Linked DNA regions of Homo sapiens: region 2 is linked to region 1. Evidence: chromatin loops called from intact Hi-C (ENCODE). Cell type or tissue: CD14-positive monocyte. All regions are shown on one strand. Each heading gives the region's core, and the rest is flanking DNA. Links, peaks and the distances in the headings are about the cores only.

Evidence for each region. A loop is a pair of places that touch in the nucleus more often than their neighbours do. Peaks named below come from ENCODE experiments on the same cell type or tissue, not always from the same donor. Only the 100,000 strongest peaks of a DNase experiment are listed, where the experiment ranks them.
Region 2: it touches region 1 in a loop (2.7-fold over the local background); 5 of 110 quality-filtered maps call a loop at or near these places.

Annotation. Positions count from the first base shown.
Region 1 is chr17:30,179,098-30,195,146 of GRCh38, forward strand. NSRP1 (nuclear speckle splicing regulatory protein 1) reads left to right here. Exons shown (of 7, transcript NM_032141.4): 5 at 1-200; 6 at 1,811-1,919; 7 at 5,518-7,378. The coding sequence ends at 6,577. SLC6A4 (solute carrier family 6 member 4) reads right to left here. Exons shown (of 15, transcript NM_001045.6): 15 at 15,222-16,049. Among named protein-coding and RNA genes, the nearest start is that of SLC6A4, 49 kb to the right of the region's middle. In CD14-positive monocyte, for the core only: no CTCF peak of the experiment used is centred there; a DNase peak (open chromatin) is centred at 8,664.
Region 2 is chr17:30,237,124-30,253,172 of GRCh38, forward strand. BLMH (bleomycin hydrolase) reads right to left here. Exons shown (of 12, transcript NM_000386.4): 12 at 11,080-12,045. The coding sequence ends at 11,894. LOC105371720 (a long non-coding RNA gene) reads left to right here and starts at 375. Exons shown (of 3, transcript XR_007065698.1): 1 at 375-648; 2 at 1,197-1,677; 3 at 14,951-15,110. RefSeq lists promoters at 1-384, 1-142, 1-372, 1-398, cis regulatory regions at 1-142, 1-152, 21-40, 143-384, 168-210 and enhancers at 1,206-2,106, 11,334-12,533. In CD14-positive monocyte, for the core only: no CTCF peak of the experiment used is centred there; no DNase peak of the experiment used is centred there.

The DNA of each region.
Region 1 (16,049 bases), core at 4,961-12,960:
TATTCACAACTTGCTAAAAGCAGTTGAGATCAGAAAAAAGGAACAGGAAAAAAGAATGGAAAAGAAAATACAGAGAGAACGAGAAATGGAAAAGGGGGAGTTTGATGATAAAGAAGCATTTGTGACATCTGCATATAAGAAAAAACTGCAAGAGAGAGCTGAAGAAGAAGAAAGAGAAAAGAGGGCTGCTGCACTGGAAGGTAAAATGAAAGAGTGGGAAAGGCACAAGGAAACAGTAGCAGAATCTCTCCCCTGTGGTTAGCTGTTTGCTCTGTCACTGAACTTTAGGGTTATGAGTTTGTGATCATAATTTATATATAGGAATTCAAGACACAAGGAATATGGTATTATATAGCAGTATAAAACAGAAAGGAAAGTTTAACTAAAAACACAGTTGAACTCTTCAGTAACTATTATTTCTACTAGACTTTTCTCTTAGTTCTCATTTTGTGGCTTTTGCCTTAGAACATGATCTGAAATGTAAAAACATTTATTACAAAGTATAACGCCATGGCATTTGTCAGAAACAATATAAATATAATTTTAAACCCTAGTTACATTTTTTTGGGATGAGAAAATAATAGAGTAACACCACTCAAGGAGGATCAATGAGGCAATTAGAAAAAGAATAACATTAATTGAAGAAAGAATAAAAATTGGATGAATTAAGAATATCTTAATGCTTTACCTTAGTGCTTTCTACTCATGATTATTTCTCAAGATCTAAGTAGAATATGTATTTATAAAATACTTTTTTTTTTGAGACTGGGTCTCTGTCACCCAGGCTGGAGTGCAGTGGCTCAACCATGGCTCACTGCAGCCCTGACCTCCCAGGCTCCAGTGATCCTCCCACCTCAGCCTCTTGAGTAGCTGGGACTACGGGAACATACCACCACGTCTGGTTACTTTTTGTATTTTTTGTAGAGACGGGGTCTCACTATGTTGCCGGGGCTGGTCTCGAACTCCTGGGCTCAAGCAATCTTCCTGCCTCAGCCTCCCAAAGTGTTGGCATTACAGGTGTGAGCCACCATGACCAGCCCTGTAAATACTTTAATTGACAAATGCTCATCAGCTTTTTGGACAGAGTCTCGCTGTGTCGCCCAGGCTGGAGTGCAGTCGTATGATCTTGGCTCACTGCAACCTCTGCCTCCCAAGTTCAAGTGATTCTTATGCCTCAGGCTCCCAAGTAGCTGGGATTACAGGCATGCACCACCACACCTGGATAATTTTTATATTTTTATAGAGACGGAGTTTTACCATGTTGGCCAGGTTGGTCTCGAACTCCTGAGCTCAGGTGATCCACCCACCTCAGCCTCCCAAAGTTGTAGGATTACAGGCGTGAGCCACTGCGCCCATCCTCTTCAGCTTTTAAGTAGAAGAAAACCAAGTCTATAACATTCTGTCTAAGCATGTACTATGTGTTTAGAGTGCCAGTCGGCAAACTTTCTGTAAAGGACCAGATAGTATTTTAGTATTCATATTTTAAGACTTTAAATTTATAAATTCATATTTTGAATGCCAGATCATATTCATACTTTAGGGCTTTTTGTGTATATGATCTCTGTCGCAGTTACTGAGCTCTGCCTTTGTAGTACAAAAGCAGTTGTGGACAATACATAAATGAACAGGGCTTTGTTTCAATAAAAATTTATTTATGAAAACAGGCAACAGGCCAGATTTGGCCTGCAGTTTGCCAACTCCTGATCCAGCGAGTAGTTTACACACTGTATGTTATATACTGTATGTCTGTAAAATGAAACTGCACTGTGCCTTATTGAATATATTCTAATTTTTGCTTTCCCTCTGTTAGCATGTTTGGATGTAACCAAGCAGAAAGATCTCAGTGGATTTTATAGGCACCTATTAAATCAAGCAGTTGGTGAAGAGGAAGTACCTAAATGCAGCTTTCGTGAAGCCAGGTGAGGAGACGTGTATGAAATATTTTGAAGAAAAATACTGTTAATAATCTGTGGTTGTGGGGTCATTTTAACCCTCTGAAAGATGGAAGATTACAACATTGCATATTGTGTTGTCAGCCAGCCTTACCTAACTGAATGAATGGCTAGAAATTTGCAGTTTCTTGATTTTAAAACCTACAGATTTAGTTTAAGATCATTTTTATTCTGCATTTCACAGAAATTGTTACATTAAAACAGTGATTGAGTTTAATATTATTGTAAAACCAAAGACAGACTTTTAATGTATAAAGTTTCTGAATTTTTAAGTGATTTATGGGTCTTAACAAGGGAGAGCAAAATCTTCAAGGGAAAGCAAAATCAAATTGTAGTTTTTTCTTTTTTCTTTTTTTTTTTTTTTTTTGAGGCAGAGTCTCACTCTGTCGCCTAGGGTGGATGGAGTACAGTGGTTCAATCATAGCTCACTGCAGCCTTTGCCTCATGGGCTCAAATGATCCTCCCAAGTAGCTGGGACTACAGGTGCAAGCCATCATGCCCAGCGAATTTTCTTTTTGTGTTTTTTGTTGTTGTTGTTGTGTGTGTGGTTTTTTTTTTTTGTTTTTTTTTTTTTTAGATGGAATGGAGTCTTGCTCTGTCACCCAGGCTGGAGTGCAATGGCGCGATCTCTGCTTACTGCAACCTCTGCCTCTCAAGTTCAAGGGATTCTCGTGCCTCAGCTTCCTGAGTAGCTGGGACTATAGGTGCATGCACTACGCCCGGCTAATCTTTGTATTTTTAGTAGAGATGGAGTTTCACCATGTTGGCCAGACTAGTCTCGAATTCCTGACCTCAGGTGATCCACCCGCCTCGGCCTCCCAAAGTACTGGGATTATATGCATGAGCCACCACGCCCAGCCTCTTTTTGTATTTTTGTTGTGGAGATGGGGCTTTATGTTGCCCAGGCTGGTCTTGAACTCCTGGGTTTGAGGGATCCCCCCTCTATCTCAGCCTCCCAAAGTGCTGGGATTACAGGTATGAGCCACTGCACCTGGCTGCTTTTTTTTTTTTTTTTTTTTTTTTAAATAAGAATGTGGGTATTCCTCATGATCCTTAAAATGATTGGTGCCTGGTACCTTAAAATGATTTTGCTGTCAGAATTAAGGAGAAAGTTGGAAAGAATTAGGTGTCTACAATATAAGTCTTATATACATGTTCAGATAGTGTATAAAAAGGAAAGTGGTTTGTTTTCATAAATAGAACCCAGCCTTCCTAAAATGTAAGACTTACATATCGGGGCTAGAACTGCACTGTTAGTATGTAGGCACTAGTCACGTGTAGCTACTTAAATTAATTTAAAGTAAATAAAGTAGGTTGGGCGCAGTGACTCACGCCTGTTATCCCAGCACTTTGGGAGGCTGAGGCAGGTGGATCATGAGATCAGGAGATGGAGACCATCCTGGCCAACATGGTGAAACCCTGTCTCTACTAAAAATACAAAAATTAGCTCGGCATTGTGGCACATGCCTGTAATCCCACCTCCTGGGGAGGTTGAGGCAGGAGAATTGCTTAAACTCGGGAGGCGGAGATTGCAGTGAGCTGAGATAGCGCCACTGCACTCCAACCTGGCGACAGAGCCAGACTCCATCTCAAAAAATAAAATGGCTGGGCACGGTGGCTCATGCCTATAATCCCAGCACTTTGGGAGGCCAAGGCGGGCGGATTGCGAGGTCAGGAGATTGAGACCATCCTGGCCAGCACGGTGAAATCCCGTCTCTACTAAAAATACAAAAAATTAGCCAGGCGTGGTGGCGGGCGCCTGTTGTCCCAGCTACTTGGGAGGCTGAGGCAGGAGAATGGCGTGAACACAGGAGGCGGAGGTTGCAGTGAGCTGAGATTGCGCCACTGCACTCCAGCTTGGGTGACAGTGCAAGACTCTGTCTCAAAAAATAATAATAATAAATAAATAATAAAATTAAGTAAATAAAATTTAAAGTTTTGATCACAGCGGCCACATTTCATATACTCAGTTGCCATATTTGGCTGGTGGTTGCCATACTGGGGACAGCTCACATATGAACATTACCATTTCTTGAGGCATTTCTATTAATGCTGGTCTAGAAGGTAAAGGATTAGAGGATTTTTGAATAAAGTTATAAGGTATTATAGGAATGGTGAGATGATTATGCCATAATTATGTAGCTGAAGGTAAAAGAGTCTGTCCTAAGCAAAAAAAAAAAAATTTTTTTTAACAGGAATGTTCTGGGTAGATCTGAGTCTGTGTTGCTAAGGAAGGGAAGAGGTAGGAGAATAGAATTAAGGTGAGGAGAGGAAGTTTATGCCCCACTCCCTCCCTACGCTGCTAGGCTTTGATTATAAAATTGGTGAGAAGTATGAACCTAAGAAAATGTATTTGAAGATTCAGGTTTTGAATGGAAATTATATTACGTTATATCTTTGTATTAGAGTTTCATCTGGAATATTTATTAGGCTGCCATGAAACTCTGTAATGTCGTTGACATAGTTGTACTTCTTAGAGTCTAATAATCGAATTCCTAACTGTTAGTGGGTCCTTTAGCCAAGATAGTTCTGCCAGTAATTCCTGGAGAACCAAAGTTGTTGCACCATTAGTGTGATTAGTAAGTGATTAGTAAGAATCACTGAGTGGTTCTTATTTACATTATACTCATACTATAAAGTTAACTGTACTTGCCAGCTGGAACAATGAAGGTAATATAATTTTAGTATTGTTGATTCTAATGGACAAATTAATATATTTCCATTTTGTTGTGATAGGTGCCAAGGAGTGAATCAGGATACACTCATGAGAGAGAGTAAATATTTAGGATTATATTTGCCACTATTTTGCTGTGCAAAGATTATCTTCATGTATTTCTAGGACTATTTTTATAATTTTTTAAAAAGAAAAAGGCCAAGCATGGTGGCTCACACCTGTAATCCCCGCACTTTGGGAGGCCAGGGTGGTTGGATCACCTGAGGTCAAGAGTTTGAGACCAGCTTGGCCAACATGGCAAAACCCTGTCTCTACTAAAAATACAAAAATTAGCTGGGCATGGTGGTGCAGGCCTGTAATCCCAACTACTCGGGAAGCTAAGGTGAGAGGATCACTTGAGCCTGGGAGGCAGAGGTTGCAGTGAACCGAGATTGTGCCACTGCACTCCAGCCTGGGTAACAGAATGTCTCAAAATAAATAAATAAGAAAGGAAACAACAAATCCAACAGTCACAACTTAAGCTTCATGTTGTGAAAATAGAACTTAGATTCAGAACATTTATTACTTTTCCCAATTATTCTTTGTCTTAGGCTTACCAAAAAATGAAGACCTGTACAGACCCTTGCCTGTAGGTTCTAGTAGTATAGTAGACAAGGGCTAATTTTCTCTTTTCACTTCTACAAATATTGAAAATATTCTGAATGGTATGAATTTGAAAATACTAGTTTGCATAGACATCAGGACCTTTTTGCATTTGGATAATCAGACAGTATATATCACTATAGGTGTATTGATTTGAGTATTGATAAAAATTATATGAACCCTTCATTTGCTTATTACAACTGATAATGTGGCATTTTTTTCTGCCCTTTTTTGTTTTTTGTTTCTAAGATCTGGTATAAAGGAAGAAAAATCAAGGGGCTTCTCCAATGAAGTAAGTTCAAAAAACAGAATACCACAAGAGAAATGCATTCTTCAAACTGATGTGAAAGTAGAGGAAAACCCAGATGCAGACAGTGACTTCGATGCTAAGAGCAGTGCGGATGATGAAATAGAAGAAACTAGAGTGAACTGCAGAAGGGAAAAGGTCATAGAGACCCCTGAGAATGACTTCAAGCACCACAGGAGTCAAAACCACTCTCGGTCACCTAGTGAAGAAAGAGGGCACAGTACCAGGCACCACACGAAAGGATCACGAACGTCGAGAGGACATGAGAAAAGGGAAGATCAGCACCAGCAGAAGCAATCCAGAGACCAAGAGAACCATTACACTGACCGTGATTACCGGAAAGAAAGGGATTCTCATAGGCACAGAGAGGCCAGTCATAGAGATTCCCATTGGAAGAGGCATGAACAGGAAGATAAACCAAGGGCGAGGGACCAAAGAGAAAGAAGTGACAGAGTATGGAAAAGGGAGAAAGATAGGGAGAAATATTCCCAAAGAGAACAAGAAAGAGATAGACAACAAAATGATCAGAACCGACCCAGTGAGAAAGGAGAGAAGGAAGAGAAAAGCAAAGCAAAGGAAGAGCATATGAAAGTAAGGAAGGAAAGATATGAAAATAATGATAAATACAGAGATAGAGAAAAACGAGAGGTAGGTGTTCAGTCTTCAGAAAGAAATCAAGACAGAAAGGAAAGCAGCCCAAATTCTAGGGCAAAGGATAAATTTCTTGACCAAGAAAGATCCAACAAAATGAGAAACATGGCAAAGGACAAAGAAAGAAACCAAGAGAAACCCTCTAATTCTGAATCATCACTGGGAGCAAAACACAGACTCACAGAGGAAGGGCAAGAGAAGGGTAAAGAACAAGAGAGACCACCTGAGGCAGTGAGCAAGTTTGCAAAGCGGAACAATGAAGAAACTGTAATGTCAGCTAGAGACAGGTACTTGGCCAGGCAGATGGCGCGGGTTAATGCAAAGACCTATATTGAGAAAGAAGATGATTGATGGCTACCCCAAGAGAAAGATTTAAGGAAGCACAGAAAACTGTAATTCCTGGAACCTGCTGCGTAAAACCATAAAGGAGTGTGTTACCAGTAGTTTGGAGGGCATTTTTAAATTTATTTTCAAAATTTTAAGTTAAAAGTCAGTCTTACAGCTTGGATGTTTGGATGTGGATGTTTGGCTGAATTTATATATAGTGTGTACTCATCAATACCACATTCTTTGTTGTATTCAAGAACCGTTAAGAGTGTGCTAATTCCCTGTAGGTACATAATGAGGAAAATTTGCTCCACTACAACCATTAAAAAATAATTTTGGCCAGATACGGTAGCTCGTGCCTGTAATACCAACATTTTGGGAGGCCAAGGCAGAAGGATATTGAGGCTAGGCATTCAAGACCAGCCTAGGCAGGATAATAAGACCTTGTCTCTATTTAAAAAACAAAAAGCCTAGCATGGTAGTCCATGCCTGTAGTCCCAGCTGTTCGAGAGGCTGAGGCAAGAAGATCACTTGAGCCTAGGAATTTGATGTTACAGTGAGGTATGATCATGCCACTGCACTCCAACCTGGGCAACAGAATGAGACCCTGTCTCTAAAAAATTTTTTTTAAATAAATAATTTAACTCTTCTAATAATGTTTTGTTGCAGGAAATGTATTTCAGATAAAATATGGATTTGAAAAACAGAAAATATACTTTATGTTCTGAAATTTGTATTTAAGTATAAAATGTGAATCATCTTGTCTAAATAGCTTACAGCATAGTTGGCTTAAATGAAAATAAAATGATATGCTTATACATTTTATTTATGCATTTATTTTAAAATAATTTTACTCATGTCACAATTCATCTTTTCGCTTTTAGTAGAAATTAATTTGTAATTCTGAAACCTTGACAAGTTAGTAAATTGGTTATATATGTAAATCACTTTTAGTTAAAGGTGAAGCTGTGGAGACATTAGCCTAAATGAAATTAGCTAAAGATCTAGGTGGCCTGTTTCTAAACATGTCTTGTTTCACCTACTCTGAAAAAGATAGTGCAGTTTATTACAAGTTCCACTTGTGTATAAAAATAAAACTAGTATCTTTCTTCTGAGTCTTTGAAACTCAGGAGAAATAATTATACACTGTAAATATTTTATTTATGGGGAAAGATGAATGCTGTGGAGAAAATAGTTCTCTACTAGGTCTTCCCATTAAGAAAATGCTGTTCATATATCTCACAATACTCTACCTAAAGAGCACACTTTCTTATTTTTAGAAGGATAAACTTGGTTTAATAAGAATGCTGACTAGATGAAATATATTAAGGGTCAGATTTAGAATTTATAAATCATTTTATTGTACCTTTAAAACCAGAAAGGAAAAGTCACAGGAAAGTTAACGCCCAAATCTCTGACTGATAGATTAAATGTCAGTTACATCCTAATACTCTAAAGTCAATCAGTGACAGTGACAAACCCCCAAAATCACTGACTTGGTGTACAAAAAGGGAGCAACATAACATCAGTATGGAAAGGTAAAAGGGTGACATCATGGAAGGACCATGAGTGACAGAAAAAATCTTTAACTTTGGTGGGGAGTATGGTTTCTTTCTTGGGATTGTTTTATAACTAGAGCCATGCATTGGGAAGATTAATTTGATCGTAGTGTGCAAGGTAGTCTAGGAGGAGAGACTGATGTCAGAGACATCTGATGATAAACTCAGTTTCCCTCTCCCAGAGGGAAAAGCTCAGAGACTTTTACAAAGCCGCTTGGATCCTTAGATAGGAAAGCTATAAATTACTTTTATTAACCAACTTAATTTGACATAAATCAGGATGAGAGACTGCAAATGAAGAGTTTTCTTCTGTCTCCTCCAAATATACAGAATGTTGGTTTTGCCTCTCTGGTATTCATTCCCCCTTTTCCTGGTAACAGCAGGATTTGCCTTTGAGAAAACACACCTTTACTACTCTTAGTCCACGGGTTCAAATGGGGCAGAATAGCCTACAGTAAGGGTATGTGACTCAAGCTAGGCTGATGCTGGTCATGTTGTCAGAATTTACAGAAAGATGTTTTCTGTTGTCATTGCTGATTATGGCGATGAGGTAAGTCTGGAGTTTCATGGAGAGTGCCTTGCTGCCTGGCAGAAAAAAAACCCACAACAAGAAAGCCAGACAGAGAGAAGAACAAAAAACCTGATGATTGCTTTTGCATCTCTGGCTCTAGTGTAGCTTTTTTTTTTTTTTTTTTTTTTTTTTTTTAAGACATTTAAACCAATACTTTTCCCTTTTTCTGTTAGGTTAGTTTGAATTGGATTTCTGCTGTCACAACCCAAAAAGTCCTATTTGATACAAGGTTCCATTCATGATAGCTCTGTGCCAAAAGTTACCAGAACACTCTTAGTAAATTTTTTTGTTGTAGTATAAGGTTTAAATTGCACATGGAGTTTACAGCTTAATGGATTCACACAGTACACCTAGTTTAAAAAGACATTACCTGTGCCATAGGAGCTCCCCTTAAACTTCTCTCCCAGCCTACTCTTTCTGATTTTTAGCACCTTAGAGTAGTTTTGCTTGTTTTGTAGATTCTTTACTACTACATTCTGTTGATGGACATTGGTTATTTCTTTTTGGGGTTATGAATAATAATATCTTCTAGGTAATGTATCTTCTAGGTACATTCTTGCGCTTGTCATCTAGTACATACATGTATGTTTTGGTTGGGTAATTCTGAGGAATGGAATTGCTGATTCATAGGGTATGCTCATGTTGAGCTTTAGTAGTTAACTACCAATTAGTTTTCCAGAATATTTGAACTAAAAGGCACTCCCTCCATCAATGTATGAGAGTTCCAGTTGCCCCACATCTTGCTCACCCTTGGTATTTGTCTTCTGGCTTTTTGTCTTTTAGCTACTCTGGTAGGTGTTGTGGTATCTCATGGTTTTATTTTGTGGTTCCCTGATGGCTCTCACATCTTTATTAACATTTAACATTTGGGTATCTTGGCGGGGGTTGGTATTTGTTTTTGAGACAGGGTCTTTCTCTGTCACCCAGGCTAGAGTGCAGTGATGCAATCATGGCTCACTGCAGCCTTGACCTCCCAGGGTGAAGTGATCCTCCCACCTCAGCCTCCCAAATAGCTAGGACTGTAGCTGCATGCCACCACGCCTGGCTAATTTTTTGTAGAGACGGGGTTTTACTATGTTGTCTAGGCTGGTCTCAAACTCCTAGGCTCAAGCAATTTCGCCTGCCTCAGCTTTCAAAGTGCTGAGATTACAGGCATTAACTACCTTTCCACTCCCTGCTTTTTTTTTTTTTTTTTTTTTTGAGGGGGGTGTGGAGGGGAACTATCTGCCTTTTCCTTAATCCAGTACAGGTTTTGTTTTGTTTTGTTTTGTTTTGTTTTTGAGATGGAGTTTCGCTCTTGCTACCCAGGCTGGAGTGCAATGGCATGATCTCGGCTCACAGCAACTTACACCTCCCAGGTTCAAGCGATTCTCCTGCCTCAGCCTCCCGAGTAGCTGGGATTACAGGCGCCTGCCACCACGCCTGGCTAATTTTGTATTTTTAGTAGAGATGGGGTTTGTCCATGTTAGTCAGGCTGGTCTCGAACTCCCGACCTCAGGTGATCTGCCCGCCTCGGCCTCCCAAAGTGCTGGGATTACAGGCATGAGCCACCTTGCCTGGCCCCAGTACAGGTTCTTCAGATATTCTAGGTACGAGTTATTTGTAAGGAACTTCTCCCTCCCCTCTATGGCTTTACCTTTTCACTCTTAATGGTATTTTTAATGAACAGATATCTCTAATTTTACAAAGTTAATTAAAATTAATAAAATTTAAAATACAGTTCCTCAGTTGCATTAGACATTTCGAATGCTCAACATGTGGCTGGTGGCTGCCACATAGGACAGTGCAGGTTTATAGAACATTTCTACTGCAGAAAGTTATACTGGACAACATTTTCTAGAAGCATTATTGCCTACATTTCCCATTTAGATCTACAGTGCACTTGGAATTAATTTTTGTTTGTGGTGTAAGATAGGGGTTAAGATTTTTCTCCATATGGATATCAAATAGACTCAGCAGCGAGTGACTATTTGTTCAGATTAAAACCACAGTGAATACCATTACTCATTCACAAGGATGACAAAATGTTAAGAGACATAATACGAAGTGTTGATGAGGATGCGAAGCAACGGTATTTTTTTTTTTTTTTTTTTTTTTTTTTTTTTTGAGATGGAGTCTCGCTCTGACGCCCAGGCTGGGGTGCAGTGGCGCGATCTCAGCTCACTGCAAGCTCCGCTTCCCGGGTTCACGCCATTCTCCTGCCTCGGCCTTCCAAGTAGCTGGGACTACAGGCGCCTGCCACCACGCCCAGCTAATTTTTTCTATTTTTAGTAGAGACGGCGTTTCACCTTGTTGGCCAGGATGGTTTCGATCTCCTGACCTCGTGATCTGCCCTCTTCAGCCTCCCAAAGTGCTGGGATTATAGGTGTGAGCCACCATGCCTGGCTCTCTTTTTTTTTAGGATAGTCTTGTTCTGTCGCCCAGGCTAGAGTGCAGTGATGCAATTTCAGCTCACTGCAACCTTTGCCTCCCGGATTCAAGCAGTTCTCCTGCCTTAGCCTCCCGAGTAGCTGGGGTTACGGACGTACACCACCCCGCCCGGCTAATTTTTGTATTTTTAGTAGAAACAGGGTTTTGCCATGTTGGCCAGGCTGATCTTGAACTGGCCTCATATGATCTGCCTGCCTTAACCTCCCAAAGTGCTGGGATTACAGGCGTCAGCCACTGCATCCAGCAGCAATAGTAATTTTTGTGTGCTACTAGTAATAGGTGAACTGGCACAACCTTTTTGGGAAAAGTTTGGCTTTACCTAGTAATTGACACTGCATGTTTCCTGTAACTCGTGTTCCACAGATGCACCAGGAATATCTATAATACATTTTCAATAAATGACAACCTAAATCTCTATCAGTAGTAAAGAATATATAGCTAGGCGTGGTAGCTCACGCCTGTAATCCTAGCACTTTGGGAGGCCAAGGTGGGCAGATTGCCTGAGCTCAGGAGTTCGAGACCAGCCTGGCCAACATGGCGAAACCCTGTCTCTACTAAAAATACAAGAAATAGAAATTAGCCAGGCATGGTGGTGCGTGCCTGTAATCCCAGCTACTAGGAGGCTGAGGCATGAGAATCACTTGAACCCAGGAGGCGGAGGTTGCAGTGAGCTGAGATCACGCCATTGCACTCCAGCCTGGGCGACAGAGCAAGACTGTCAAAATATATATATATATATATTCACACACACACACATAGGCAATACAACAGTTAAATGAATACACTAGAGCTATACCCAACTTGGATGAATTTCAGTCTTGTGAGAAGAAGTAATATATATATATAGGGGAAAAAAGGCAAAACTATATTAAAAATACATGGGTAGGTGGTAAAAGGGGTTATAAATATGGAAAGGAAGAAAATTAGAATGAACTTTGTAGTGTTGGGTTGGAATTGGAGATATTGGTGTGACCTCATGGTTTTTAAGATAGAGAAATAACTATTAAATGCAAATTATGTATACACTTCTATCCAGTGAGAGGGCTGAGGATCAGTGACAACTCAGTAGCCATGAGAATACCTAACACCCAGATCGTGGTTTCTAAATATGCTCTTGACTAAAAGGAACCAGGGCTTCTTGGAGATATAGCTGATTTCAGAGCTGTGGCAGAGAAAGTACAAGCTGGTCCCGAAACATCTCACTCTGGAAAACAAGGAACTGTTCCAAGAATGATGGGGACATGTCAAAAGCACACAGAAACCAGCTTGAAGGGACTCTCACTGGCTAAATATAGGAAAAATTGAGCATCAAAATTAATAATGGGGGCAGGTGCTGTGGTTCATGCCTGTAGTCCCAGCACTTTGGGAGGCCAGGGTGGGAGGATTGCTTGAGCACAGGAGAACCGCCTGGGCAACATGGTGACACCCTGTCTCTACACAAAATACGAAAGTTAGCCAGGCATGGTGGTATGTGCCTGTGGTCCCAGATACTCAGGAGGCTGAGGCAGGAGAATCAGTTGAGCCTGGTCGAGGCTGTAGTGAGCTGTGATCACACCACTGTACTCCAGGCTGGGCGACACAGCGAGACCCTGTCTCAAAAAAATGAATGAATGAATAAATGAATAAAATTGATTATAATCCATTGGATAAAACAGGAATCTATTTTTAAAAATAAATGGATTGATGAGGACAGGATATTTGCACAGTGTCAGAATAACTCCATCCCCCAAAATATTAATGACAAAAAGAAAAGGAACTTTATAGTGGAAAGCCCGGTAGACACCACCTTAACCAAGTGATTGAAGTTAACATCACCAGTGAGGGGACAAATCAAAATCATTCTCCACCTGGTAGGATGCAGGGAAAACAACACAGCACCATTCCAGTGATAGTCCTGCCAGAAATACATAGCTTGGATTTAATCAGCAGGAATTGATCTTCAAACAAATCAAATTGAGGGACATTCTACAGAATAACTTGCCTATTAACATCAAAGGCTTCAAGGTTGTGAAAGTCAAGGAAAGACTGGAAAACGGTTCTAGACTGAAGAAAACAAAAGAGACGTGAAATTAAATGAAAATGATTCTGGACTAGATCCTTTTTCCTAAAGATCATTGAACAGGGTCTAAAGATGAGTTGACAGTCATGCAGCAGTGTTACTTTCCTAACTATGATGGTTTAATTGTGGTTATGTAGGAGAATGTCTTCATTTGTCAGAGATACATGTCTCATTTTCATTTTTGTAGTTAGAATCTATAAGATATATTCTACTTTTTATTCAAGTCCATTTATTCAGATCTCAGCATTAACTATCCTCTCCACCATTTTACATATTGAATTTTTTAGTTTATAAAAACCATGTCACTGGGTGCAGTGGCTTATGCCTGTAATCCCAGTACTTTGGGAGGCCATGGTGGGCAGATTGCTTGAGCCCAGGAGTATGAGACCAGCCTGAGCAACATGGCAAAACTCGGTCTCTATTAAAGATGCAAAGAATTAGCCAGTCATGGTGGTGCATGCCTGTAGTCCCAGCTACTCAGCAGGCTGAGGTGGGAGGATCACTTGAGTCCAGGAAGTCAAGGCTACAGTGAGCCAAGATCACGCCACTGCACTCCAGCCTGGGTGACAGGACACTTTGTCTAAAAAAAAGAAAGAAAAAAAAAAGTGTGTAAAAAAAAATACTGGTAATCATTTTGAGATCTTTAGTTATTACTTAGTGATATGTTCCAAAACTGGAGCTGAGACTCCAAAGAGATTCCTGTAATTGAAATATTACACTTTAATACTGGAGTTGCCCTCTCTATAAAGCACTGACAACATTAGCATTTATTTTAAATAATAGCAATATCCCTGGAAAAGCAGCAGGACCCAGAGTGACCACTAAGCCTTAGTGATAATAAATGGCATCTCATAACTGGATGCAACAGTTATCTCTAATGAAGCCTAGGATCAGATTTGTGGCATACCAACAGCACATGTGAAAGTCATTCTGGTGTGACATGTAGCCTCATTTCTGGTCCCATTTTATTTTCTCGCTCTTGTTTTTCTTTCTTTTTGTCACCCGTCTTTTGCTTATGTTATCCTTTATTTTGGGAATCCCTACCTTAATACCTCTTTAAACAAGTCAATGTAAATCAGATAATTTGAATCTAGTACAAGGATTAGATTTAGTGTGGTGATGGTAACTGGAGAGTCTTTAACTGTAGGGCAGGAGGTCTGTTAGGAACTGGACCACACAGCTCATTACCACCTGAACTTCACCTCCTGTCCCATCAGCGGCAGCATTAGATTCTCACAAGAGTGTGAACCCTGTCGTGAATTATGCATGCGAGGGATCTAGGTTGTGTGCTTCTTATGAGAATCTAATGTCTGATGAACTGAGGTAGGATAGTTTCATCCTGAAATACCCCTCTGCTCCCCACTATCCGTAGAAAAATTTTCTTCCATGAAACCGGTCCCGGTGCCAAAAAGGCTGGGGACTGCTGCTGTCTCTGGCTGGGGACAGCACACATGTAATGATATATCAGTAACAGGTTCTTCCCCTATGTTAATTATTCTTCCCTATCACACTTTAAAATGAGATAGAACATCCTTGCAGTTTAGAAAAAAACCCATTCTGCAGTTGAATACTCTTTGGATTTCTCAAGCCTCTATGGATGCTAATTTTAAAGCTAAACATGTAAATAACCTTTGGGCTGGAATTAGAAAACCTATAGGCATAAAGCCTGTCCTGGAACGTTCCAGGTGTGTGAACTTGGGCAAATCAATCAGCCTCTTTGAGCTTCAGGCTCTTCATCCCAGCCCCATCCTCACCTGGGAAAATACAGCTGTCACCTAGACTTCTGGTGATCCCATGAAATATATGGGGAAGAACATTATAAACTAAAGCTCTTCACAAATTACAAAGAATTATATTAACTTATTTAACTTTATGGAAATTGAATACATCTAATTCAATGTAGTTTTTGTAAGTGCTATGCAGTGATGTTTAGGGAGATGTTTAAATATTTTGACTATAAGGTTAAGATTTTTAACCTTAAGAGTTTAGAATTTTGTGTTTTTTTAATGATACAACAAATCATGATATTAAGAGTTATTACAGTAACAGTTCACAGCATAAATCATTTATTAATATCTCACAATCTAACTTGAAATATTTATAAACACTGCATAAATGAATACAAGGGCACTGTATGAATTTTAGAAAGGGGACTCTTTTATACAAATAAATTTAGGTTTAATTCTGCCAGATAAAATTAATTTTAGATATGTCCAACACACAATCAAAAGTATTCTGAAAAGTTGTATATAGATCAAATCATAGTTTAAAGGCCATTCACAAAATAACTGTAAATTCCCCAATTTTATCTTTTAAAATATGAATTTTTAATATATCATTTTCTTAAGATAAAGTACACCTTTAATTTTAGAGTGTAAATAAGAATAATCTTTCAAAATGCCATTTAAAAAATTAGTAAATGCTCATATTTGTTTATGATATTTAAGCAAAAATATGGGACATCCTTCCTCACCAAATATTTTTGTTTGGACTGTCAGTGTTTAAAAATTGCTAGACACAATTCTTATCTACTATAATTGGAGTCTTCAGTTACAGAATTGAAGGACTGATGCCATCTATTCTCTCCCCCAAACGACAAAATTCTTCTTAGTTCAGTAGACATTCAAACTTATTCTGACGAGGTCCTTCACCAATGCACACTGTCTCCAAATTAGAGTTGGCTGGTGAAGAAAGTTTATTTTAGTAGCTTTAAAAAAATACTTGCATTGGTGGTAGAGCAGCTTGGCATAGATTCTGTGAGGTGTTGGTAAGAGAAATACCACCTGACATTCCAACTGAAATATATTGTGAATCATTTTCAACAAAAGAGCTCTTCTGTTGCAAAGGTGACTGTTTTTGAAACACCTAATGTAGAAA
Region 2 (16,049 bases), core at 3,486-11,485, 57 kb after region 1:
GAGAATGCTGGAGGGGTGCAGGGGGGATGCCGGGGGTGCATGGGGGGATGCTGGGGGGTGCAGGGGGGATACTGCGAGGGGTGCAGGGGGGATAATGGGGGTTGCAGGGGAGATCCTGGGAGAGGTGCAGGGGGATGCTGGAAGGGCTGCAGGGGGGATGCTGGGGGTGCAGGGGAGATGCTGGGGGGGCTGCAGGGGGGATGCTGGGGGTGCAGGGGGGATGCCGCGAGGGGTGAAGGGGGGGATAATGGGGGATGCAGGAGCGATCCTAGGAGGGGTACAGGGAGTTGCTGGGAGGTTGCAGGGGGGATGCTGGGAGGGCTGCAGTAGGGACATTAGGGGTTAGGTGCTGGCATTCAGAGCGGCAACGCCAGGCGGGAGAATCCCCAACAAGCTTGGGAATTTCACCCCCAGGGGCAGCGCCTGCACGGGAGTGGGGCCTCCTCCTTTCAGATGAACACAGTTGTCTGCTGCCTCCCACGTTCCACTTCTTAAATGAGCATGTTTGTGCTGTATAGGCAAGGGCAACAGAAAACGCAAAGTGTCCTTTCCAGGAGGGCCAAAGGAGGGGGGCAGGGACGCTGGGAAGAGGCGCCAAAGCGGAGGACGGCTGCAGGGGTGACTTCAGCGCTTGGCTACCAAGACCAGGTCTGTCCAGTGTGACTTCTTAGCACTTCTTAATTGTGCAGTCTCGCCACTTCTGATCTTCCTTCTAGACTCTTTCTAGCCGAAGATGCATTCCTGCCCAGCGCGCAGCCCCTCCCTATGGCACTGCCCTGTTCTGTGCAGGTGCTGCCTAGAGAGTGGGCACCCTGTGGACCTGGGTCAAATCCCGGCCCCCACCCTGTACTGTGGTGTGGGCTTGACCGAGCTCCTTAACCTCAAGCTGTCTGGCCTTTGTGTCTCTGTTTGTGAAGTAGGGAGGATGATCTCAGTGGGCACTGCCCAGCTGTGGGTGGGGAAGGGGCCAACTCCTTGCAGGCCCTGTGCGCTGGGCCCTTCCTCCAAGGGGGCCTTCGACCCCTCCTCTCTCTGGCCGGGTGGTCCCATCTCCTCCCCTCTTGCTCCCCAGCTGCGGGCAACCACCATTAGCAAATGACATTAGAATTACACAGACGGCCCCGCCCTGGTTCCCCCTGCCTCCATGGCAGAGTCCGCACACAACTGGCCCAGACCCTCCCCCTCTCTCTAAACAGGTGTTTCTCTTCCTCCTGCCCTGGGTACCATCCCACAGAGAGGCCAGGCCCACCTGCAGGTCCTCACCTCCACAGAGCCAGCCTCTCTTGAGCAGCTCCGCTCTGCCTTCTGATACTCATCGCCACAAGCACCTTGTCCTTCCTCGGCCTCCCACTCCCTCCCTCTGAGCCCGCGCCCTGCTCCCCTGCCTGGCGGTCAGTCGACTGCCCCGCCCCGCCTCCAATTCAGGTGGACAGGCTTCAGCGTCCACTACCGGGGAAGAGGCAGCCCCGCACCCGTGCCTCCCCCCGCCTCTGGGCCGCTCCTTCCCAGCCTGAGCCTGACCGCATGAGGAAGGCACAACCTCTCTGCTCCAGAGACCTGGAGAGGCCGGGAGGCCCTGTCCTGGGCATGGAAGGCAGGAGGGAGCCCTGAGTGCGGCAGGAGGGAAGCAGCGCTTCAGGGGAAGGATCTAATGGCTGTGACCTGCGTGGGCTGCAGGTAAGAGTAGGGGGGAAGGGGGTTGTCGTGGTGGTTGGGACAGACGGGTTCCTTAGAATGTGAATGCAGGCGTCAGCTGGTGGCCGCAGGGAAGAGATGCAAGCCAGAAACCCAGCAGGCACCTGCGAAGCTTGGTGCTGGTGGTGTATAGGGACAGCCAGGGAGATGTCAAGGGCGACAGGTCCTGGGCAGCTGGGAAGAGGCTGCCTGGCAATCACCGCACAGCAATAGTTTTTCTTTGTTCACCTGCTTGAGCCCAGAAATAGTGGGGCTTAGAAGCTGCTCTGGGGCTCAGAATAAATACAAGCTTTCACTTTAAGAGGAAAGGGGCACATAAATATTTACACCTGCCCCAAACACCACCAAGAAAACCCACTTCCTGGAAGTCTCAAAGGCCAGCAGTGAGTCCCCTGTGGAGCCAGCCAGGACCGAACCATGCGAATCCCAGGCTCTCCCTCCGGAAGCCCTTGGTGCCATCTGTCTGTCCTGTCTCTGCCCTGTTTATACAATAACGAAAGAAGAAGGCCCACCCCTCCTTGTGGGCTTTTTCTCAGGCCCAGGAAAATGCTGACAATATTCAGTCCTTAGAGTGTCATCTTGCTCCATTCCCACCAGCACCTCCCCGACACCCCTGGTTTTTCCTGGGACCCCCAGTTTTTCCTGGCATGGTTCTGGTGACTCTACATTCATGTTCAGTGGCACCTCCAAGGCAGGACTTGCTGCCACTGTGAACCCTGGGCTCATCTCTACGGAGGTCTCCATGGGAGCCCCTAGCAGGCCCACCCCATCCAGATGAAGCAAGCTAAAGGGAACTCCAGACAAGGTCCTTTTGGGAGTGCGGGGGGTTTGGGGGAGGAACAGATCAGGTTCAGCCCTAAGAAAGGCCAGAAACATTTGGAAGTAGGTTCATTTTGTCATTGGTCATTTTTCCCAGCTCCTTCCCCTCATTCCTCCAGAGCCTTCTGCCTTTGCTAAACCCTCCTCCTAGCACCCCATCACCCGGTCTCCCACCTCCCTCTCCCCAGCCCCACCATCCTCTTGACTTGAACTCCCATTATCTCTCAGTCAGGTATTACGGCAGCAGCCTCACCACACCACTCACTCTATGATAACACCCCAAACACCCCCAGAAGCACTTGCTGGGCAAATGCTAATGCCAATAACAATAACTAAGACTTTTATAGCACTTTCTATCTAAGCCCCATAATTAATTCCCTCAGTCTTCACCATGGGCCCCTGCTGCTTCCACAACCCCATTGAGAGGCACAGTAATAATTGTTTAAAATCAGTAAGTATTTGTCAGATTAGCATCGATTTAAGTTTCTGTTGCTAACCCTGCTTAACTCATTGTATATTCAGACTTCACAGATAATTTTTTCTAAAAGAGAGGAAAAGGCAGGAGTGGCTGATGTGGAAAGGCCCAGCTTGAAGGATACTCACACGTGAGGAGAAATCAGGGTGTAGGTGACACCCCAGACTTTACAGATACTGTGACTACCCCACGATCTATCTGCAATCTCTGTGAGCCATGGTGTAGCAGGACGAGCCTCAGACAAAACCCTTCAGATGCCAGGTTGAAGAAGGAAGTGGCTTTATTCGGCTGGGAGCATCAGCGGACTCATGTCTCAAGAACTGAGCTCCCTGAAAAAGAAATTCCTGGCCCTTTTAAGGGCTTACCACTCTAAGGGGTACACGTGAAAGGGTTGTGATAGATCGAGCAAGCGTGGGGAACATGACTGGGGGCTACATGCATCAGCTAACAGAACAGAAACTTTTGCAATGCTTCCTCATACAATGCCTGGAATTTACAGATAACACAAGTAGTTTAGGTCAGGGGTTGATATTATTATTATTATTATTATTTTATTTTATTTTATTTTGAGACAGAGTCTTGCTCTGTTGCCCAGGCTGGAGTGCAGTGGCGCAATCTTGGCTTGCTGCAAGCTCCTCCTCGGTTCATGCCATTCTCCTGCCTCAGCCTCCCGAGTAGCTGGGACTACAGGCACCCACCACCATGCCCGGCTAATTTTTGTATTTTTAGTAGAGATGGGTTTCACCTTGTTAGCCAGGATGGTCTCGATCTCCTGACCTTGTGATCCACCCACCTCGGCCTCCCAAAGTGCTGGGATTACAGGCGTGAGCCACCACGCCCGGCCTATTATTATTTTTTAACCACCAGGGCCGGGTGGTGGCGCCAAGGTCGTCTGGCTATTTATCTTACTTCTGTTTTTTTTCTGACTTTTTGCTTTTTTCCTTATCTTCTGTCTTATAAACTAGGTGGGTCGGAGGGGAGGAGGAGAAGGGCAGCAGGAGAAGTGGTGGTCTCCTTCCTTAAGGGTTTATGATTTCTACTTCCTCCCTAGGGGATTCCCTTCCCTGACTTCATCAGCCAGGGCCACACTCCAGAGGGCAGCTGTTTTTCCCTTCCACGTTGGTGGAGATGTTGACGCCAGAAGCACAGAGAACCAGGGAGGGCCCCACCGCCCTGTACACATACAGCTGTTGCAGCACCTTGGTCCCTCTCCGAATTTCCCAGGCTCTGGGTTCCCAAGGGACAGGGTGCTGCCTCTCTCCATGCCTCAACACCTATCACTGTGTGGGCGCACAGCAGGCTCCATAAATGTACACACCAGCAATGAAGGGCTAGGAAAATGCCTCTGAGTCTTACCAGACTTAGTGCCATAAAACCAGGGCCCCAGTGGCATATCCACCAATGGAGTACCATGCAGCAGGTAGAAAGAGTAAGGCAGTTTTCTATGGGCTGATCTGGGGGAGTTCTCAAGATTTATTGTAAATGGAGGAAAAAAAATGCATAGAACAGTTGTTACTCCAAATTGTTGAGGGCAAGGCATGGGGGCTGATATGTGTATTGAAATCTGTAAGCACACAGAAGAGACTGGGAACAGTAGGTGCCTTGGAGGCAGAGGACATTAGGATGGAGGGAAACCCCCTTTGTCAATGTCTACCCTGCTATACTATTTAAATATTTGCCATGTGCAGGTGATATTTTTATGAAACTTTTTCAGAAAAGCATTTTTTAATTATAAAAGGCAAAGAAAGAAAGGGGTAACGGTGGAAGGGAGGGAAAAGAAAGAAAAGAGGGGAAGGGAAAAAAAAAGATGTTCTAAGGGGCCTCAAGTTTCTCACAAAGGAGGGAGGAGCCCTAGGGAGTTTGAAGGAGTTCAGCTCCATGTTACACCAGACGCACTACCCACCAAATCGTGCCACATTACACATCACCAGTGCTGTTCACTTAAGCAGGACATTTTTTTTTCCTATTTATTAGCAAAGATGCTGGGAGCCAAGAGGTGAAGTCCAAGGCTTTGCTCAAGATCTGATCAAAGAGCTAGACCTACTCTTAGAACTCAAGCCCTCTGCTCCCAGCTCCTGAAGCCAATCCTCTCTCCTGTACCCCATTTCCATTTTTCTTTCTCCTGCTCAAGTTTATAAGACACTCACCCTCTCTTTGGCTCTTCCTCTCAGCAAACTTCAGGGTAAATTGTGCCTCTCCATCTAGGAAGGGCTTCCCTTAGTTTCTTCTTGGTAAGCTGATCACCGCGTTCACTGTGGGTTGAAGTTACTTTAAAACAAGTCAGCACGTTACCTTCTCCAACTTCAAGCCCTTTCACAATTATTACGGAGTTTACTGCAAGATCTCTCTCATATAAAGTCACCTTTTCAACTGGTTCATGCATAAACATGTTATTTTCCCAAGTAAATGACAAATTTGGTTGGAGAGAAGGGAATTGTTTTAACTCCCAGAGGGGCTCCCACAACACTGGACACATTGAAGAATCTCCATGAGAACTGTTTTTAATAAAAGCTGCCATTTATTGAGCCTCTACTAGGCACATTATATGCATTATCTTCTGTCCTTTTTCTACCATATGGGAAATATGCAATATAAACTGGTATTATTATTTTTGGATAACTATATATGTTATCAAAAAATATAGTTTTCCTCAGCCAGGTTTCAGGCTGAGTTCTCATATTTAATAATTTTTTTTTTTTTTGAGATGCAGTCTCGCTTTGTCATCCAGGCTGAAGTGCAGTGGCGTGATCTCGGCTCACTGCAACCTCCGCCACCTGGGTTCAAGCAATTCTCCTGCCTCAGCCTCCTGAGTAGCTGGGACTACAGGTGCCCACCACCACGCCTGGCTAATTTTTGTATTTTTAGTAGAGACAGGGTTTCACCATGTTGGTCAGATGGTCTCGATCTCTTGACCTTGTGATCTGCCCACCTCGACCTCACGAAGTGAATAAATTTTAATATTGTTTTTCAACAAAGGAAGCATGGAAACAGAGGCTGAGAGAGATTAAGTAGCTTCTCCACATTTATACAGACTTGCCAGGTGTAGGCACTTATATGCTTGCCAAGTGGCAAGGCCAGCATATCTGAGTCCAAAGGCCCTGCTCTTCCCGCTGTGTTGGGCTGATTTGAAACAAAAAAGGTTCAAGCAGTGAGGAAGCCAGGTAAGCCTCTGTGGTTCTCTCCCTACCTATTCTCCCCACTGCCAGGAACCTGCATGAAATGAAATCAAGACCTTAATGTGAAATGTTGAAATACAAACATCTCCAGGGGCTTTGTTCTTGTTCTACTTGTCCCTGCTGAGCAAGTTATAGTGAAGCTGACTTCAGGTCTATGTAAAAACTGTTCGTTAATTATAGCTGTCAGAATAGAAGGTGTGCTCAGTGTCAGCCTACCCTATATTTCCTATGAGCCAGGCACTTGAGTATACAGTCACAAGCAGGACAAAGTTCCCGCCCCTGGGAGCCAACGGAGTAACTGACTTTGGGGAAAACAGACAATACACATATAAATACATCAGTACCTCCAGAAAGTGGTAAGTGCTGTGAATAAAACAGACCCTGTAACAGCATGGAGGTGGCAGAGGCAGTAGGAGGAGGGAGTTGGCTGCCTAGATAAGGTGGTCAGAGATGGCCTTGACACTGAAGGCGTGACCCGAATGAGAAGCCAGCCATGCAAAGACCTGAGGGAAGAGCTTTAGGTAGACGGAACAGCAAGGAGGAACAGCAAGGAGGCGGAGATGAGTTTGATGTGTCTGAGGGACAAAGTGCGGGACAGGGTGGGAGGCGGTCAGTGGCTGGCTGAAGCAGAGTGTACAAGAAGGGGAGTAAGTCGAGTCTGGAGAGGTGGGCAGGGGCCACAGTGAGAGGCTGTGTGTTCCTGTCAATGTGTGCAAATAGAACTTAAAAGACTTACTCGTTTTGGAGAATTTTGGACTAGGTTAACCCATAAGGTCTCCGCCAGGTGAGATGCAGGGATGCTGCTATGCTAAGTCAAGCACCCTCCCATACTCTCCATCAAATAGCCACCCTGCCTTGGCTGCCCTAGCCTTCTGCACAGCAGCTGATTTTTAAAAAACAAACAGCTGTCATGGGGTAACCTGAAAGATGGCTCCAGAACTCATTCTGTCCACTTCAAGACGTGCTACCAAACTAGAGTTTTTCCAGAGGAGTCAGCAAGAGGGAAAGCACTGAGTATTCAAACAATATCCAGGAAAGATGATGTGGAGGGTTTCCCATCTGCACACAATCCTCTTTCCAAATAGCTACAGCTAGCCAGACGCAGTGGCTCACACTTGTAATACCAGCACTTTGGGAGGCCTAGGCGGGCAGATCAATTGAGGCCAGGAGTTCAAGACCAGCCTGGCCAACATGGCAAAACCTTGTCTATACTAAAAATACAAAAAAAAAAAAAAAATTAGCTGTGGTGGCGCATGTCTGTAATCCCAGCTACTCTGGAGGCTAAGGTGGGAGAATTGCTTGAACCCACGAAGTGGAGGCTGCAGTGAGCCGAGATCGTGCCACTGTACTCTGCACTCCAGCTTGGGTGACAGAATGAGACTCAAAAGAAAAGACAAAACAAAGACCAAATAGCTGCAGCTGTTGTGAATTGAACATTCCCCTATTTCCTTTCCCTCTGCAATAATGTGTAAAGGACTTGGAGTTTGAAAAAGAAAAACAGAAAAACCCGGCCAGTTTAATCCTAGTTTTCAACCCATTTGTGTCACAGACCCCAAGAAGGAAGCCATTGGCTTCATGAGTATCAACAACAGTTCTCAACAAGTTGTCCTAAATATGACCACGCTCATCTGGAATCACTTTAAAAAGTATCTAACTTAACAAATGACTAACTAGAGCCACCGTGGGCAATGGTGCTCACCCACACCACACTAGAGGAATAGGACTTCAAGTCCAAGTGCCCTGGTGCCACCAACAGCAACTTAGAATTAAGCTGCTCTTTAAGGACAAGCCAAAGCAAGCAGATGGGCCACACCACATCCTGAAGGCATGTCTCATTATCATGCCTTGGCTTCTTGGACGTGTAGGGTCACCATTACTCAGGCCAGGACTTCCCAGAGGCCAGTCATGAAGCTCTCCTCTGGTGACACTGTATGATTCACAGTTAAAGCAAAAGACAACTCCATGCCTTCCCATTTCCTACCTCATTCGTCACCCAAATACTAGCAGTTTCTTCCAACTGAGACCTCCAGCTACAACTTCAGCCCATTTCCCTAATCTTTAGCAGAGAAGATAAAACCACCATGCTTCATTTCTCCCCTCTGGATCCTAAGTTCATTTGAAAAATGGCTTTCATTAAGTATTTGGTAATGAAGATTATCTTTTTTACATATTGCTGCATTTGGTTTAGGATTTTTGCATCTATGTTTATGGGTGAGGTTTACATGTATTTTTTTCACTATCCTTATCAGGGTTATGCTAGCCTCATAAAATCATTCTTTAGGCCATAAAGTCGTTTTTTACGTCTTGCCTATTGAGCTAATCGAGTTGCTCCTGAGAAGACTTCCAATTTCCTGGCTACTAGAGTTCTAGCAGCCAAGGATGGCAAGAAGATTCAGAATGTAAATGCTCACTTAGGGGATTCACCTGACACCTAGACTACACACTTCTTCTCTCTCCAGAAAAGAAATCTCTAATGCACTGATGAATGGAGGAAGGGCATCACCAAGCCGGTCGGTATAGGAAGGGGACCCAACAGACATTCAACTCTTTGGTAACCCTCCCTTCACGCCCAATTCCAGAATGCTTTCTGTTGCTACCATATCTATGCTTTTCAGGGGATTATGCACTGTAAATTGATTTGCTTATCACTGGCTTTCTCCACCACTGGCTCAGTGAGATTCAACTTTTTCAGCTCTGCTAAATCTTCCAAGGTCTCCATCTGCTTTCTGGGTTCAAATATTTCATTGGCTCCTCTCCTGGTCTTCCCGAGCTTGTGGATTTGTCTTCTAAACAAATCCCTTTACTGTTGCTTTTGAGAAAGTTGAGAGTATCTTCTATTTTTCTAATATTTGCAGCATCTATAATATCCTTTTAATTCCCTGTGTACTTAAAAAAATTAATATTTGTCAATTTTTCTTTAAAAGAACCAACTTCTGGCTTCGTTGATGCTATGCTTAATTTCTGTGCATATCTACTTCCTTTAGGTTTATTTTGCTGTTCTAATTTCTTGAAACAGATGTTTAGCTCAATTTTCAGCCTTTATTACATCCTAGTATAACTTTGATATTTAGATTTAGAATTTACATTCTATTATTCAGAACTAATTAAAATTCTATAATCTTAATACATTAATGTAATAATTTAATGCTGTAAAACCTTTAAATTACTGTTGCAGCTGCATCCCTCGTTTTGACATATTTTTATTATTGTTCAGGTTAAATTTCCTTCATGATTTCTTCTTGGACCCATGAGTTAATTTCTAAACATACAGAGGTCGTCTTGTAATCTTTTAATTTTGGTTTCTAACTTAATTGCACTGTGGTTGGAGTGTGGTCTACGTGGTAACAACCCTTTCAAATTTGTTGAGATTGACTCTACCGTCCAGTATATGGTCGCTTTTTGAAAAAGTTCCATAGGTGATCAAAATGAATGTGCAGTTGTTAGATGCAATTTTTTTTTTAACAGGTTTATGCTCGGTCATTGGTTTCCACACATCTGTGCTTTCAGGATGAAGATGTGGTCTTCTAAACACGTCCATTTTACCAAACTTGCTAAATGTTTAAATCTCTTATATACTTTCCTGAATTTTTTGTTGCTTGGTCTACATGAAGCATATTAAAATCTCCCACTATGATGCTGGATTTCTTATTTTTCCATATAGCTGTTTTTGTTTTACATATTTTGAGGCAATGTTATTAGGTGCATAACTTAGAATCTTTGTTTTTCTGAAGAATTGGGTAAGCATATCATTATGTAGTGGTTCGATCTGTAGTAATGCTTTTTGTCTTAAAGCCTATTTCCAGGGCTGTGGTGTTCCACAGCTCCAGGGAGGACATTCACATTACAGTTTATGCAAATAAACTGAAATTAGACAGTCTGTTTCGTTACTTTGGAGTGGCCTTAATTCTGTGGGTTATGAGTATAACTTCTCAGTTTTATTTTGGTTAGTATCTGCCTGATGTATCTTTTCCATCCTTTCTTATATTGTAGGTTGCCTATGTCTCTCTCTTGTCATCACATATGGCTGGATTTCTTTTAAAAATACAGTTTGGCATTTTTTTTTTCGGGAACATTTAGTCCATTTACATATAATTATTGGCACATTTAGATTTCTCTCTACTATCTTGTTTTGGATGCTCTATTTGTCCTGCCTTTTCTTTACCCTATCTTGTCTTCTTGACTGATTGCATTTTTCCATTCTATTTATTCTTGATTGAAAACTGTATCCTCTGCTTATTTTTAGTAGATACTATAGAAGTTTTTGGCACAGGTTTACATACCAAAGTCTGAAGTTAAACAATGTATTTATCTTCTTCCTGAAAGACACAAGGATCTTAGAGTATGTTCATTCCAATTACCTCCCCTCCCTAGTTATCTGCTACCTTCATGGATTTTCGTTTTACCTTTTTTCCAACCCTGTTAAGACTCTTCTACAGTTGCTTTTTGTGTAGCTGACCAACATAACAATCATGTTCTTTATTCTACATTCCTTGATACATTTCAACCCTTCCATACTGATCACTTCCCTTCTGTTGGGGCAAATTCAGTTTTTTTTGTGAAAATGTTTTCTATTTTACCCTTGTTCTTGAAAGGGTGGCCCAATCTCAGTAAGATAACTTACTGACCTATTCTAAGGCTGGGCCCAACAGAGCCTCACTCCCCACCCTTGTAGGGACCCTGGATCTGGGTAGAACATTTATGCGGTAGGGGAACAGTCCTTCTTAAACAGGCGCTTGGAAGCCCTTTGCAGATGCCGGTGAGAATCGGCGGTCTGGGAAAGAGTACACATCTTGCAGAGAAGCTGAAGAGGGAAGCCCTTTTCCTGTTTTTTCACTTTCAAGAACATGAGCCACCTGGCTGCTTTCTTTTGTAGATAAACAAACACTTCTCAGACAGATCACATAAATCAGCTTATTCTCATTTAGCAAAGTTTTTATTCAAAAGCTTCTCAGCACCATCTAGTTATCAGAAAGAATGGATATCACCTTTTCCTGCCCACCCAATCCCCAGTTCCACAGGCAGAAGTTAAACCATTTGGCTAGAGTTCCCCCTAATGATTATGACTGAGACCATGATAAGATTTTGGTTGTTCTCACCCAACTGTCTCTAAGCCTCTACTCAAACCTGACTCAAGCAGAGATGTGCACACCCCACAGTTCAGAACAGGAAGGAATCATGTCAGATCTGATCAACCTCCCATTCTTGGGCTATTAGAGGCACAAGAAATTACCTTGAAAAAATGGAATTCAGTGACTGCCATCTAGGAAAGACAGTGATACTGTCCAGCAGCATGCAGTTCCGAGAGCTCAACTCTTAGGCCACCCTCCCTCCACTCTACTCTAGGAACAAGGAGCATTAGGTCTGTTTTCTCTCCATACACCTCAATCGCTCGTCCTCTCGTCTTATTAAAACACAGACACAGAACCAAACTTTTTGACAGTTAAAGACAAACAATTACATCTAATTAAAATGCTAAGAGATCCTGAGCTGTTAGAGATGAGGAGAGTAGATAGTATGACCTGATCTTCCCCCCTCTTTTTTTTCCTTTAACAGTATTCTGTTTCAGCATAAAGCACACTTTCTGAAGAGGTTCCTGGTGGAGACTGGAAATCTGACTGTGTCCTGTGGCAACACACAGTCCCTTGCATAACTTTGGCTTCAGTCCCTGGATCTGTCCTTTGCAGCTACGTCAGGTTCCATGGAAGGAGGAAAGAGCTGGAGGGCAGTATCACTCAGCCAAAGCTCCCATGGGGTCCCATGCTGGCAGGATAATGGGTTCCTGCTCTAACACAGCTAGCACCTCTTCAGGGACATGCTTCCTGTCCACCACCACTTCGTAGACATACTCAGAGAACCACTCATCTGTCATGCACAGGTAACCTGGAGAAAAGAACAGAAGACTTATGAGTCCAGAGGGCAAGGGACAAAGAGCAGAAACCCTTTTTGTAGGATAAACCTTTTACAAAACTAATATTCATACATATTTTTCAGCTTTCCCATCTGTAATTTCATTTAATCTAAATCTTATTAGCAATTCTGTGAAGCAGATAGGACAGGCATGGCTCTATTTTTAGAAAAATTAGAAAACCGGGTCTTGAGTAACTAGGTGATGTGCCCAGGTCACATGGTGAGGTTCAGAGCTGGGCCTTGGACCTAAGGCTAACACCAGATCCTGTACTGATGCTCTCTTCCTCCGCTGCCTTGGTGATGGTGAGTGATGACCTGTATACTAGTAGGGAGGCAGAAAAACTTCTCATTCATACAGCCACACCTAGGGCATAAATCTCTAGGGTCAGAAGGGCAAGCATCCCAGTTCCTTTCTTACCCTACCAGTGTCAATGGCTGTTCTCCCCCATTCCTTTCTATCACACACTCCTACAACAACCAGGCGGGCTGCTGTGAGCATTCTGATGGGGCCAAGTCATCATTCCTAGGTATGCACTTATTTGCAGATGATAGTGTGGGAGTCAAATGATAAAACAGTCCTTGTTTTCCTAGGAGGAAATCTACGATGACGATCAGGCGGAACTAGAAGACTCAGACATCTGCTTAACCTGCTCTCCTTAGGAAGGCCTCTCCAGTGGGTTAGGACTATACAGAGGTGCCCCGGCACTAATGCCCCATTTAAGGTTGAAAGCTCAGCTGAGAGAAAAAGTGTGGTGTCATCGGGTACCCATCCTAGTAATAGTTGCCTTCCATAAGGAGGATTAACCTGCATCTCAGGCTCCACTAGGCCAACACAAATTCCCCTTCAGAAACCAGATCCTCATCTCTCACCTTACACAAAAATCAACTCAAGATGGTCAAAGGCTGAAAGCTAAAACCTGAAACCAATACAAGTTCTAGAAGATAACATCGGAAAAACTCTTCCAGACATTGGCTTAGGCAAAGAATTCATGACTAAGACCCCAAAAGCAAATGCAACAAAAACATAAATAAATGGGACCTAATTAAACTAAAAGGCTTCTGCACAGCAAGAGAAATAGCAGTGTAAACAGACAACCCACAGAGTGGGAGAAAATCTTCGCAAACTATGATTCCGACAAAGGACTAACACCCAGAGTCTACAAGGAACTCAAACAATCGGCAAGAAACAAACAAACAAACAAAAAACCAAATAATCCCATCAAAAAATGGGCAAAGGACATGAATAGACAATCTGAAAAAGAAGATACACAGCCAACAAACATGAAAAAATGCTCAACATCACTAATTATCAGAGAAATGCAAATTAAAACCACAATGTGATACCACCTTACTCCTGCAAGAATGGCCATAATTAAAAAGCAAAAAAATTACAGATGTTGGTGTGGATGTGGTGAAAAGGGAACACTTTTACAATGCTGGTGGGAATATAAACTAGTACAACCACTAAGGAAAACGGTATGGAGATTCCTTAAAGAACTAACGATCTACCATTCGATCCAGCAATCCCTCTACTGGGTATCTACCCAAAGGAAAAGAGGTCACTAAATGAAAAAGACACATGCACACGCATGCTTATAGCAGCACAATTCACAACTACAAAAACATGGAACCAACCTAAGTGCCCATCAACCAACGAGTGGATAAAGAAAATGTGATATTTATACATCATGGAATATTATACTCGGCCATAAAAAGGAAAAAAATAATGTATTTTGTAGCAACTTCGATGGAGCTGGAGGCCATGATTCTAAATGAAGTAACTCAGGAATGGAAAACCAAATATCATATGTTCTCACTTATATAAGTTGGAGCTAAACTATGAGGATGCAAAGGCATAAGAATGATATAATGGACTTTGGGCACTCAGGATGGAAGAGTGGGAGGGGTGGAGGGATAAAACAAAGACAACATACCAGTGTACACTGCTTAGGTGCTGGGTGCACCAAAGTCCCAGAAATCACCACTAAAGAACTTATCCATGTAACCAAAACCCACCTGTTCCCCAAAAACTACTGAAAGTTAAAAAAACAAAAACAAACAAATCTGTTCTTTCAGGAACAGATCTCCAAAAAACTTAAATGGGAAAAAAATGCTTTACCCGAGCCATTGCTAATAAGAAGAGCAAAATTAAAGTGAGAGACTGAAGTCCGTATATTTAAAACAAGAATGGGCTGCTGGGCCACAGACAGAACACAGAGCAAACGATGTGTACTGAATCAAGAGAAAGGCAGGCACACACATCCAAGGGCTCCCGGACTAGCAATGGCCATCAGCACCACGACTGTCATCTGACCGTATCTGCTACTTGTTTTATAGTAAACACTGGAGCCATTTTTCTCTGAAAGTTTGTATAAACCTAGGCCTGTGCTATACCATTTCCCACTACACAGGACCAAGAGAACGGAGAAGTAGGTGTTTCTAGCAAGAGGGTCCCCTAGTGAGCAGTTCTCATAAACCTAGGCCTGTGCTATACCATTTCCCACTACACAGGACCAAGAGAACGGAGAAGTAGGTGTTTCTAGCAAGAGGGTCCCCTAGTGAGCAGTTCTCAAGCCTCTTGGCCTCAAGCCCTGCCCTTTACATTCTTAAAATTATTAGGGACCGAAAACATTCTTTATGTGGACTAATATCTATCATTATTTACTATATCAGAAACTAAAACAGAAAGTTAAAAATATTAATTCATTTAAAAATAAGTATGAAAAATGAATATAAACAATATATTTTGAGGAAAAAAATTATATTATGTAAAAAAATATTTTTAGTTAAAAAAGTGGCATTGTTTTACATTTTAATGTCTAGATTTGCAGAAGACAGCTGAATTCCTGTATCTGCATCTGTGTTTAATCTGTTGCAGTATGTTGTTCTGCTTGAAGCAGATGAAGGAAATCCAGCCTCACACAGATATGTTGCTCAAGGGCAGACCCTGCACACTCCCTGAAAGGGCCCTAGGGAACCAAAGATCACACTTTGAGAACTGCTGCTCTTGAGGCAAGACTGGATTAAATTTAAAGGCAACAATACTGGTAAGTCTAATTTTGTATGCTAAAAGGTGTGACAAAGGGCATTATTTAACCTGAAAACACAATTGATTTGGTGAAGTCATCTATGCCCAATCCTGTTTTTCACCCGACAGAAGTCAAAGACAGATCATCCTGACGTGGCATAGCATACGTTTACCCTCAAAAACACTGTGGAGGCCAGGTGCAGTGGCTCACACCTATAATTTCAGCACTTTAGGAGGCCGAGGCAGGTGGATTGCTTGAGCCCAGTTGTTCAAGACCAGCCTGGGCAACATGGCGAAACCCCATCCTCACAAAAAAAAAAAAAAAAAAAAAAAAAATTAGCTGGTGTGGTGGCCTGAGCCTGTGGTTTCAGTGAGCCAAGATCACACCACTGCACTCTAGCCTAAACAGAGTGAGACCCTGTCTTGGGGGTGGGAATGGTAGGGGTTGGGAGTGCTCTGTAAAAGTGTTCAAGTGCTCCGACCAAGGCAGGTAAAGGAATGCACTCTTGTCTCCTGATAAGCTGGCCTCCTGGATCCAGGGCCCCTACTTTCAATAGACGAGAGACGGAAGGACAGTACAGGCCCACTCTGTAGCTACTTCTGGCTTGTCTTGATTATATATTCCAAACTTCCTGGCTTTGTTGGTGTCAGGACCTGGCCCTTAATTAACATCACCCACACCAGTGCCACCAGGTTCTAGCAACAAAAGTTCTGTCCGCTCAAAGGTCAACCAGTGCGTATTATTTAAAACTAAAATACTGCATCCTAAGTGAGTGCTTCCTGAAAAACTAAGCATCTGCCTTCCCAAAAAGGAGCTTTCAGCAAGCAGGAGAGCAGACTAGGGAACACCACACTGTTTGAGACATTAGTCGTCCCTTCCCTCACCACAATGCAGGCTGAATAAATCACTGCAGTGGCCCTGGGCAGTTAGGCAGGTGAAGGATAGAAG